4 separate regions of the Homo sapiens genome follow, and all the other regions are linked to region 2. The links are chromatin contacts, found by Hi-C or POLR2A ChIA-PET in ENCODE. All regions are on one chromosome and are shown on one strand. The core of a region is the stretch at or near the end of the contact, and the rest is flanking DNA. Distances in the headings are between cores, read along the strand shown.

The links. Hi-C counts contacts between places; a loop is a spot of excess contacts on that map. ChIA-PET counts read pairs that join two places held with the same protein, here RNA polymerase II (POLR2A). Pooled maps may share reads with other maps.
Region 1: a map of OCI-LY7 shows a loop between it and region 2 (3-fold over the local background). The contact joins the enhancer-like site here to the promoter of FAS in region 2. A Hi-C loop is called at or near these places in 3 of 168 maps with a recorded cell type or tissue (OCI-LY7 and naive thymus-derived CD4-positive, alpha-beta T cell), 1 of 37 single-sample maps with no recorded cell type and 9 of 50 pooled maps. POLR2A ChIA-PET finds 5 or more read pairs at or near these places in 1 of 52 experiments (GM12878).
Region 3: a pooled map shows a loop between it and region 2 (5-fold over the local background). The contact joins the enhancer-like site here to the promoter of FAS in region 2. A Hi-C loop is called at or near these places in 2 of 37 single-sample maps with no recorded cell type and 9 of 50 pooled maps. POLR2A ChIA-PET finds 5 or more read pairs at or near these places in 1 of 52 experiments (PC-9).
Region 4: a loop to region 2 is called in a pooled map, with 5 times the contacts of the local background. The contact joins the enhancer-like site here to the promoter of FAS in region 2. A Hi-C loop is called at or near these places in 1 of 168 maps with a recorded cell type or tissue (OCI-LY7), 1 of 37 single-sample maps with no recorded cell type and 4 of 50 pooled maps.

Annotation. Positions count from the first base shown.
Region 1 is chr10:88,384,296-88,386,995 of GRCh38, reverse strand. The region is part of intron 4 of RNLS (renalase, FAD dependent amine oxidase); the gene reads left to right. Among named protein-coding and RNA genes, the nearest start is that of RNLS, 200 kb to the left of the region's middle. Within about 2 kb of position 1,320, at least 26 of the 41 ENCODE cell types and tissues checked have a DNase peak (open chromatin) inside an H3K27ac peak, as active enhancers do; they include GM12878 and OCI-LY7, where a contact is called at or near this core.
Region 2 is chr10:88,989,392-88,992,091 of GRCh38, reverse strand. It overlaps FAS (Fas cell surface death receptor), which reads right to left and starts at 1,294. Exons shown (of 9, transcript NM_000043.6): 1 at 1,186-1,294. The coding sequence starts at 1,215. FAS-AS1 (FAS antisense RNA 1) reads left to right here. Exons shown (of 1, transcript NR_028371.1): 1 at 1-670. It also overlaps a transcript of ACTA2 not described here. RefSeq lists enhancers at 359-438, 569-978, 1,119-1,629, 1,630-2,141 and a silencer at 2,549-2,598.
Region 3 is chr10:88,270,510-88,273,209 of GRCh38, reverse strand. The region is part of intron 1 of LOC101929727 (a long non-coding RNA gene); the gene reads right to left. It also overlaps a transcript of RNLS not described here. Among named protein-coding and RNA genes, the nearest start is that of RNLS, 310 kb to the left of the region's middle. RefSeq lists an enhancer at 1,560-1,609. Within about 2 kb of position 1,274, at least 7 of the 41 ENCODE cell types and tissues checked have a DNase peak (open chromatin) inside an H3K27ac peak, as active enhancers do.
Region 4 is chr10:88,063,338-88,066,037 of GRCh38, reverse strand. No RefSeq gene overlaps it. Among named protein-coding and RNA genes, the nearest start is that of PTEN, 200 kb to the right of the region's middle. Within about 2 kb of position 1,382, at least 15 of the 41 ENCODE cell types and tissues checked have a DNase peak (open chromatin) inside an H3K27ac peak, as active enhancers do.

The sequences.
Region 1 (2,700 bases), core at 71-2,570, 610 kb after region 2:
TTTTATTCAGATGGACTAGAGCATAAACTGGCATTGAGTTTTCTGGCAATGAAACGTCATAGCACTGGAACCTCACTGGGCTTTACAAAAATGCATTCAAAATATTTTAAAGTACTTCCACTTTATAACTGATGACAGAAGATGATAAATACATTGTGGTTATTTTGCTCCTGTTTTTTGAACTTTCAGTGCTGGGATTATTGGAGACAACTACCCTGAGATAGCAGTGATTTGGGAACTAATACCTAATGGCTAAGTGGGTGTCCTCAGCCCTCACATCCTGCTTATCTATGGAAACTAAGTAACATGGGAATGATAGCTAGAAATCCACCCTTTTCAGAGGACCCAAGAGTCCATCTTTAAATGCTGTATGGCTGGGTATGCTGTGAGGATTCTCTTAACACAGAACAGCTCTGCCTTCCAAAACCCTAAAGACGTTTGATAAGGAAAAATAGCTAACAAGTTATGCCTTTCTCATAACCTTTGAAACCTACTTAAAAACTGAAACAGTACAAGAATTTGCAGTTTAAAATGACCAGAGAAGTGGCAGAAAGCCAGAATTCTGTCAGAGACGGCTTAGAAAAGCTTAATGATTAACAAATGGGTCACTGCCTTCAGGCTCTGACCTTTAGAACTAACCAATTTTAGCCTTTTGGTTATGTTCCTTCAACTCGTTTTATATCAAGGAAAAAAAAATACTCTCTAATGGCACAGTACCACCCATCCAAAAAAAGGATTCTTAGCAGTCCAGTATTTGGTCAGTAGCTTTTCTGATAACATGGAGTTGGTCCTAAGCACAGTATTAACAACTGTTAAATTATATTTTTTGTTAGAGTTTAAGGAAGGCCCTAAGCACGACTGCATATCCTGCAGGTGAAATGTACGAAATTTCGGTTAACATGGTAACGGCTCTAAAAATACCTAGGCTACAGTTTAACCACAGAGTTTCCTCCTTAACGTAAAAAAGCCACCATCACGAGCTGTTAGAAAGTGCAACAAAAGCAATCTCTGTCGGACTTTGTGCAAGCAGGCTATTAAATCAGGCCTGGCAGTGACAATCTGCAGCCACTCTGCATCAAAGTAATAATTAAAGTTTTGCAAGCCCAAACAGCAATGCACAAACCACCTAAGAAATATGTTACATTGATAAGTCCTTTTTTTCTGCCTGTAACTTCTCTTCTCCCCTACCCCCAACCACCAGGTGGACTAAGCAGGGCGTGGCAGGGGCACCGTGACAAAGAGTCACCACACCATAACCACAGGGCCCCACCCGAAGGAAAACCTAGGGCAGGCTGCCACGGTTTTCCCAGCAACCTCTGCACCAGGATCCCATAGAGTATGCACAGGAGGCTAAATCACTCACCTGGGGTTTCCCATCTGGGCTCTTTGCTTGGCAGAGACAGAGAGGGTGGGGTCAACCTTTTCCTTGATGCTTTTGCAGTTAGCAAGTTGGAAACACATTTGACTCTTTTGAATTCTGTGCCTTGGCTATTCAGGAGTCTGTCATGTCTGGGCTTACTAAATTCTACCATGTCTAGGCTGCCGGGTTTAATAAATAGAAATACCTGACATCCAGTTAAATTGGAATTTTGAATAAACAGTGAAGAATTTAGTGAGTGTAAGTATATCCCATGCAATGCTTGGGATACTTACACTACATACTTATATACTTATACTACAAATAATTTCATAGTTTACCTGAAATTCAAATTTGACTGGATGTACTTTCAGAGTCTTTTTATCCACCAACACCCAATTAACAAATTGGTTTTTATTTGTTTGGGCTTTTTAACTTCATTTTGCTTTTATTTAGTTTTGCTTTGCCTTGCAAGCCTTGGGTCAGTGTAGAAAGGCTAATCCAAGGAAATGAGCTAGCATTTGCTGAGCTCATTCTTAAATCAGGCTTCATCTTAGGTACTTTTGATGCATGGTCTTTTAAAATCCTCACATCATCCTCTATAATAGCCTACTTAAAATCCACATTTTATAGAGGAGGGTACCTCAGCTCAGAAAGGTTAAGTGATTTGACCAAGGTCACACAGCTAACAAGGAGGCAAAGCTAGGTGTAAGCCTAAGTGAGTATGACCCCAACTGGCTTTCTCAACTACTTAGTACATCTGCAATAGTCACATTTAAATGTAATAGTTAATTTTTGCCTGTTTATCAGACATTAGGTTCTTTTCCTTAACAAACGTCAACTCAATAGCATAGATTTCATAAGCGAAAAGCTCAAATTGACAGCTGAATTGGGAACTGTTCTCCATCAACTCCTGGTACATAATAAACTATTTTATTAATCTCTTTACTAAAAATGAACTTCCAGGCCATTTCTGACTACTCCACACTAGAGCTATAGTTGTTCTAAGTGCTTTCTATATAGTAATTAATCTAATATTGAAATCAACCCTATGATATAGTCAGTACTATAATTTTCAATTTATAGTGTAGAGAAATTGAAGTTCACAGCCTTTCCCAAGGTCATACACTGGTAAGGGAATTAAGCATGATTTAATCTCATCTTCCTGGCTGCAAAGCCTAGGTTGTGTGGCTTTGAGGAATTACTTAGCCTCTCTGAGCCTAAGTTTTTTCATGTGTAAAATGGGAATTATAACTACAGTACTATCTATATCATTGTTAACCATCTAAATAATGGTTAATTCATTTACCAGTGTTTGACCTTGAGAAAGTCTCTGAACTTAA
Region 2 (2,700 bases), core at 45-2,544:
CTGTGTGATCTTGGCTGAATTACTGAAGCTCTCTGAACCTCATTTCGCCATCTGTAAAATGGGGATGTGGTTATCTTCCCCACTACATGGCTCTCGTGAGAATCCGCGGAGATCACATTTGTAAACACTTCTCTCGCTATGCCTGGCACTTTGTTGGGGCCCAATAAAATAAAAATCCATGGACTCTCAGAGGCTCCGGTACTCAAATGAGCCTCCTGGATCCACGTCTCTTTGATTAGCCATCTGCAAGCTGGCATTTCTGAGCGAGGGACTTTTCAAAACAGGCTGCTCAAGTTTCTTGGCCAATAATAGGCGCCGGGTTCTGTGCGGTGGGAACGAGTACCACCAACCCCAGCAGGAGACCAAGCAGAAATCACCATGGGAGTGCAAGCTAAGAAAGGGCAAAAGAAGAAAGAGAAGGGCAGAAAAACAAAACAAAATGAAACCACTCAGGCAGCGACTTACAGTCTTAAAGAGAGAATTCCCGGAAGGGAGACAAGGCAGTTTCTTTTTCTGTGTGACAATAAAAAACGGTAAACAAGCCTCCAGAAGCTCATTCAGCCCCCATATAACTTTTTCGAGAAAGAAAAGGTGCCGTTCTTCCGAGCCCTCCGGCTTAACCACTGCTTCGGTGCTGACTTATTTCCTACGTCTGAGAACTGCCAGAAAATGAGCAATATCTGTTCTGAAGGCTGCAGGCTCTCTCCCCGCCCCCGCGGGGCGGCGCGCACTCACCCACCCGCGCCGGAGCGGACCTTTGGCTTGGCTTGTCAGGGCTTGTCCAGGAGTTCCGCTCCTCTCTCCAACCGGGGTCCCCCTCCAGCGACCCTAAAGCTTCCCAGACTTCCGCTTCAATTCCTGTCCGCACCCCACGCCCACCTCAACGTGGAGCGCAGTGGTCTCCGAGGAGCGCCGGAGCTGCCCCGCCTGCCCAGCGGGGTCAGCACTTCGCATCAAGGCCCAAGAAAAGCAAGTCCTCCAGCGTTCTGAGCACCCGGGCCTGAGGGAAGGTCCTAACAGCCCCCGGGAGCCAGTCTCCAACGCCTCCCGCAGCAGCCCGCCGCTCCCAGGTGCCCGCGTGCGCCGCTGCCGCCGCAATCCCGCACGCGTCCCGCGCCCGCCCCACTTTGCCTATCCCCGGGACTAAGACGGGGTAAGCCTCCACCCGGGCAGGAGAGGGCTCACCAGAGGTAGGAGGGTCCAGATGCCCAGCATGGTTGTTGAGCAATCCTCCGAAGTGAAAGAGCTTCCCCAACTCCGTACTGAGCGGGTCCACCAACCCGCGGGAGAAGAGGCAGCTCCGCCTGGGCAGCCAGGGCTGGCCTCAGGGTGTGTTCCGTGCCAGTGCCCGCCCCTGAGGCTCCAGCCAAGTCACTCGTAAACCGCTTCCCTCACTCCCCAGAAGCGTCTTTGAACACCTGTGTGTCACTCTTGCGCGAGATCAGAGACGAGCTCACGAAAAGCCCCGGTGGTCAGGAGGATGGGAAGGAAGCCTCGCTGGGGAACGCCCGGGTTGGGGAGGGCTCCATTGATTCAGCAACTTGGCCTGCGCGCGGGTAGGGAGGGGGAGAAGTCAGGGTGAGGAAGGAGTCAGGGTTCGTTGCACAAATGGGCATTCCTGTCCCGGGGCGTTCCTGCAGTGGCTGGCATGCTCACTTCAGGTGAGGACCTCGAGAGCCGGCCTCCTGCCCTTTCTAAAGGCTTCTGCTGTAGTTCAACCTGGGAAGTTGGGGAGGTCTTGAAGGAGAATGGAGCTCAGAGCGCAGAGGTCCTGCCTGGGTACAGGAGCCTTGGCTAATTGCTGGAGTCACTCAGAGAAAGACTTGCGGGGCATTTGACTGGGCTGTCCATGTTGTGGCTGCAACATGAGAGGCTCACAGACGTTTCTGGAATGGACAGTTAACCATATGAAAAAGTACAGATGTTGCGCCATAGGGCTCTGAAAAGGGAGGGCCCCTTAGTTTTTATTTCTCAAGAGGAAAACAAAGCTAACAACTTAAGCCAAATCGCATAGCCCCAGCTATATTAAACATTCACAATTACTTCCTGTCCTTCGTTACTCATTATTTCCTGGCCAATTTTCTTTAAAAAAAAATCTTGTAATTCTTTCGTGCTCTGGTGAACACTGTTCAAAGTCACTATTGCTTTGGAACGGTAGATAGCTCTTAGGTAGTTTAGCATGAATTTTACAGAAGGTATGTTTGGATAATGACATCATTACTGAACCTGAATTTGGATGCAGTTCCAGACTGGACACACTAAAGGTTTCAGTATTCCTTTGGCATCGTCCACCAAGCTCTGCACCTCACTCTGCAACCTCTCTCCCTTCCCAATTAGATTCAACCCATTAATAACACATTAATAACCCTTTGCTTAGCCCACTGTTCATCCTTCAGGCTTCCTCTCAGTTGACATTTTCTTCTGGAGCCTGTTTGGGCCCTCAAATCTAGGTTAGGTTACCCTCCTGAGGGCTTTCCATCACCCTGTGTTTTGCATCTGTCACTGCACTTACCACCAGTCTTGTAGGTGTTGATAGGCTTGTCTCTGTTCCACCTTTCAGTAGACTGTTAGTGCCATGAGGAAGACCCTGGGCGTGCCAGCCTTGTGCACACACTCTGAGCATCTAATAGACACAAAAAGAAGTGGGATAAGGAGGATGGTATATGGGCATTCTCTGTATTATCTCTGCAAATTTTTTGA
Region 3 (2,700 bases), core at 25-2,524, 720 kb after region 2:
CTAGCAGCAGTAGGAAAGTGATTGAAGCTAATATCAGTAAGAAATTTCCAATAAGCAGAGCTTTTCAATGTGGAGCAGACCTCTGGGAGTTTCTTTCTGCCAGCCCAAAATGTTTCCAGCAGAGGCTGGGTGACCACCATCCACAGTGATCCACAGTGGGGAGAGGTCACAAGAACAGTGCATCCCAACCCTGGCTGGGCCACAGCATCACCCGAGGGAGGATAGAATGCAGATTCCTGGGCCATGAACCCTATCTACCTGGATTGAAACTCCAGGGCTGGGGTCTAGGGATATGTATTTGCCTTAAACTTCCCCAAGGAATTCTAAAGCAGCGAGACAAAGTTTCTACACCTGAGAATCCCTAGATTAGAGACTTTCAAGGCAGCTTCCAACTTGGAGATTCAAAGCAATTTTGCAATTCAAAGGTCTAGAGACTATTTGAGTATCTATCTTAAAAAAACGAAGACAACAGTATAGATGCAAAGGGAGGCACGGCTGGGGTTGAAGGATGGAATCATTTGAAGATCAATACTTTTTCATTCATTTATTTATTCAACCACCAATGACCAAGAGCCTGTGCTGTACCAAGTTCTTCATGTAAAGCACTTGGGATATGTTAGGGATCAAAACCGTTTCCTGCCCTCATAATGGTCACATTTAGGTCAGGTTAACATAAAACGTAGATTCTTGGGCCCAGGAATGACTGAATTAGAATCCCTGGAGAGGGACCCAAGAATCCATATTCTATAAATGTTCCCAAGGTGCTGCCTGTATACACTAATGCAATGTTGTTTTTCAAAATATGGGCTTTGACTCATAAGTGGTTTGTTATAGTAATTTAGTGAGTCAAGAAGCTTTTTTAAAAAATTAAAATAACAGAAAAAAGAACAGGAAAAGGAAAGGAAAATTAGAATGCTGACACATGGAAACAGTAACTTGTTTCATAAAGCTTCTGTTTCTGTGCCCTGGGCCACAATGTAAACTGGGTTTCAGATGGAAAACCATTGCTAGAAAATATGATATATAAAATACATCACTGCTCTAGTCCTCTCTAACCCCTGCACGCAACAGTTCTGTTTTAGTCCAAATCTGGAGGTGAGATGCTGGGGCACACTGACCACCTTGAGGAGGGACAGGCTGTTCTGGGAATTTGACTCACTGGGAATATCCCTGCTATAATGCCACTTCCTTTTTCTTTTGGATTGAGCCTAGGGCTGCACTCTTGCACAGATGGTAAAGTCTCCAGCACATGTTGCATCATTTTCTCTGGTAGACATGACAGAGCACTGCACACTATCTGTCCTGGCCTTCGTGGCAGAGTTAGAGCCGCATACAGAAACGAACTCCTGGGACCCATTGCTTCCATTTGCTAGGCTGCTTTTTAGGGGAACAAGAGAGCAGGTCTTATACAACCAATTTTCCAGGCCAAGTCCTGGGTATTTGATTTGGGCCCTTCATATCAGGTCAAAACCATATGCAACCCATACTTGGCAACCAAGATGAAAGATACCAATTGTTTTAAATAAAAATGAAACCGGACGGGGTGAACAAACCCACATAAGACAAGCTGAAAAGTCCTCCCAGGCTCTCTGAGAACCCAAGAGCCTGCTGTGCTGAGCAGACCAGGGATGTTCCTGTGGTTTACTTGTTTGCTGTCACGGAAGTTTTGCTGTCACTAAGAAGAAAAATCCAAAGGCTAATTCAGCATAAATGGTCCCCTTGGCTGCACTGAGGGCAGTCACAGGTGAGTCATAAACAGTGTTGAAAAGTAGAGATCCACCCTAGAGGCCTGAGACATGCTGCTTTTATCTCCAGCTCAGAGCAAGAAAAATGTCTCAGAAGGAACTGAAAATGGAATTACTCAAACTGAAAACTGCTGTCCTCACCAGGAGGATTCCTTTCCTGACCCAAGTCTGGGAAGTGCCACTGGTAAACCCCCAGAAATGAATTTGCTCATCAGTGAAGGACAGAGCTAGATATTCTCAGATGTACCCAGTGACATTTTCGCAGCATTAGAAGCCAAGCCTCCTTCACCTCAAACCAAATCACTGAAATGCTTGATTCTGTGCAGCTGTGGTAGAAATGCCCTGTATCAAAGGCAGGCTCCAGTACCACAAGCCAAAGATAAATAACAGAGGAAATGATCAAGACCATGACCTCTTGATGACCCCCTGGAGCTAAATCTTTGCTAGACCTCAGAATATCAAACAGGCCACCAGCCCGCCAAGAGCAGTTCATGAACAGTGTGGAAGCCACCTCAGCCTGCGAGAGCCTGGCTCTCTAGAAACTTGAGACATCCCAAAGGAATTTCTTGTTTTATCCTCCCAAACAGGGGTTTGTTAATTCTTTCTTCAAGTGAAGAAACCCTTTCCAAATAAACGTACCCAGAAAAGGTATTTTCCATTTACTTGGAAGTTGGGGTTGTATGTATCTCTTGTCCGGTGGTGAACTATTAGTATTTTGAAAAGTGTGTTCTCCCACCAACTAGCAAAAAAAATGAAACAGAAATACAAGGGCCTTCTCCTACTGGAGATTTTGATTATAGATTCAAACAGGCAAACATTATGGAGTGTTTACTATTGGACAAGTATTGAGCTAAGTTCTCAGAGGATCCTGAGTGGAACCAGACTCAAGTTGCTCACAGAGGGAAACAGTGGGCAGCTGAAACTTAGGTTTCTTTCTCAAATCAGTGTCATAGCA
Region 4 (2,700 bases), core at 133-2,632, 930 kb after region 2:
TCTTTTTCCACTATAGTAATACTATAAATGAGATCTCTTCCAGAAATAAAGGCAGAAAGCCCCAAGCTCGATGCTAAAGATGTTTGTGACAGAGTTCTGCAAGAATAGGATATTTGCAGTCTCGTCTGCGATAATCATTTCAGAAGTGGCTGCTGATACTGGTAGGTATGCAGTCAGCAATTGTGGTGGAAACGGGGAATGTCTGCTCAAAGAGACAGAATGTGCAATGACTCAAATGATTTCCAGCAATTGTCAATACTATTTGATGTTAGTCATTTATGCTACCTTTTTCTTATTTATAGATTCCTAGCTTTAAATTAACCTCCCTGATATATGGAAGTAATTTGGTCAGTAATAAGTTCCTTTGTTTTGGGTTTTTTGTTGTTTTTTTTTTTTAGGACTATGTGGCAGAGGAGACTCCTGACTTTCACTTCTCTAAATAACCAACAACTCCTCACTGTCCCTGTGTAAAGCTATCATGGCTGTGGGGAAGGAGAGACACTTCAAGGACAGCTCAGAGCAAAGTACCAGTTTAAAATCTTCTCACGAGAAGAGCAGCATCCTTCACTCATTTGTCCTTTCACTGAGGGTGCACTACATGTACTCACTGTGCTAGATATTGGGAATACAGGGCTGAGTGAGACATGGGCAGACTCCCTGAGAGGTAACACTCAGACTACATCTCAAAGGATAACTAGATATCCGCCAATCAAGATGGAGCAGCAGGCCAGGTATACAGGCTCAGCATCACTTTGGGCGTTGCTTTATCTTAAAAAGCTGCCTGAACCACTTAAAGGGACCCACTGCTGCCTTCAAAAGAGTACAGTGATATGCATCTTCCTGAGGTCTTTCTAAGCCACTTCTGGAGCTAGATATATGTTTCTCAGATGTCTCTGAAACAAGGTTTCCAGGCAACTACATCTGAGGCCATTGGTGCTGCAATATGACTGAAAGGAAAGAGGGTGTGTACTTCAACAGCCTTGCTGTAAGCAAGGTGGCTTCATCCCCTCCCCCCACCTGAAATTGAGAAACACAGAAGTGACCACAGTCCTAGGCCACTGTGTGCAAAAATGGGAAATGTCACTCATCAGGTCCTCTCCCACGTTTAACCAGAATCATCAGCCTATAGATTCGGGAACTGAGTGGCTTGACCATTTTGCACGTAAGCCATATGCAATTGGTCCAAAGGAGACCAGTGAGCAACAATTCAATTTAGAGTTCACTGAACTCTCTGGTTTGGGAAGGAAATTGCTAGTAATCAATTGCAGCAAGCATACAGGCTCAGGGCCAGGAAGAGAAAAATCACTTTAATGGGCAAAGCAGATGTTGCTAAATTCATTGCAAAAGTGAGATGGGCACAGAGCCAGGCCTTGCATGAGAGATGCTGATCTGTTCTCCTGAATGAACAAAACAGAGACATTTCAAAAAGGGGGGTTTCTATGAAAGAAGCCAGAGGTCTGTGTCCCTGTTAGAGTAAATAAAAGAAAATGCACCCAGGTGTTCAGGTCCCCCATACCACCACAGGACTTAAAGTTGTTAACATCTTACGAGGATTTTTAAACAAATCCAGAATACTAGCAAAAACTGCCTGGGGAGTCTTCATTCGGTTCTAAGGAGAGTATGTGGTAGAGTAGAGAGAACACGGGCTTTGGCATCAGATCTGTTTCTTCCATGAATTAGTTGCTTCCACCACCAAGAAGTTGTATGACTTGGGCAAAGTTCTTAACACCTCTCAGTCTCAGTTTCCTCCACTGTAAAATGGGCCTAATGTCATTTACCTTATTAGAGCAGTTGTGAGGACTAGTGATAATGTCTGTAAAGTATGGTAGAGAAATGCACTTAAGCAATAACATGTTTTCAGAACCATGAAAAGACTAGTGACACTAGGATGTGGGGAGAATTGGTTAATGACAGGGCAGGGTGGGGTGGGATGGGGAGAATTTCTGGCCCAATATTGACCAGCTTTGGCACGTGCTCTTGGTGAAGGATTACTTCACAGGTCACATGTTTCTTTGCATGCTTAGGCTGATAAAACATCTCTCAAGAATATAAGAGCTCAGCAAGTGTAGGAGCATAGCCCAAGAAAGGTCACTGTGTGTACTTAGAACATTTTCATGGAGTAGCTTCAAATGCAAGCCTCCTAAAAGAGAGTTGATTCTGATTCCCCAAATCTGAAATGTTCTTTACTTACCTAATTCCCACTCATCCTTCAAGGCCCAACCAGAGTCCCTCCTCTGAGAATCATCCCAAATTCCTCTGGAGCTCACCATCTCTACCTACTCACATATTGCCCAGTTTATATCAGCTGCCTTCAATCCTTCCTGGAACAAGACATTAATCCCATTCAGTAAAAACTTTAAATGCTACTTACTCAATTCTTTGGCCTGTCATAGTAAAGTGTCATACACTGATCATCACCTGAATCATGTGGTTCTACCCCAAATACTTAGCAACTTCCTAGAGTTTAGATATTGAACTTGCACTAATTAAAATCTCTAAATCAGAAGGCAGAGAGAGCTGAGGGCTCTGACACTTGACTAGTTGTGTGAGCTTGGGCCAAGTTTCATGGCCTTCTCAAGCCTTAGTTCTCTCATCTGTATACTGGAGATAATAATAGCACCTTCCTCCTAGGACTTGTGTGAGACTTTCGTGAGCTCGGTCCTGCAAAGTGCTCAGCACTACATTGTTAGCTGAGTAGTA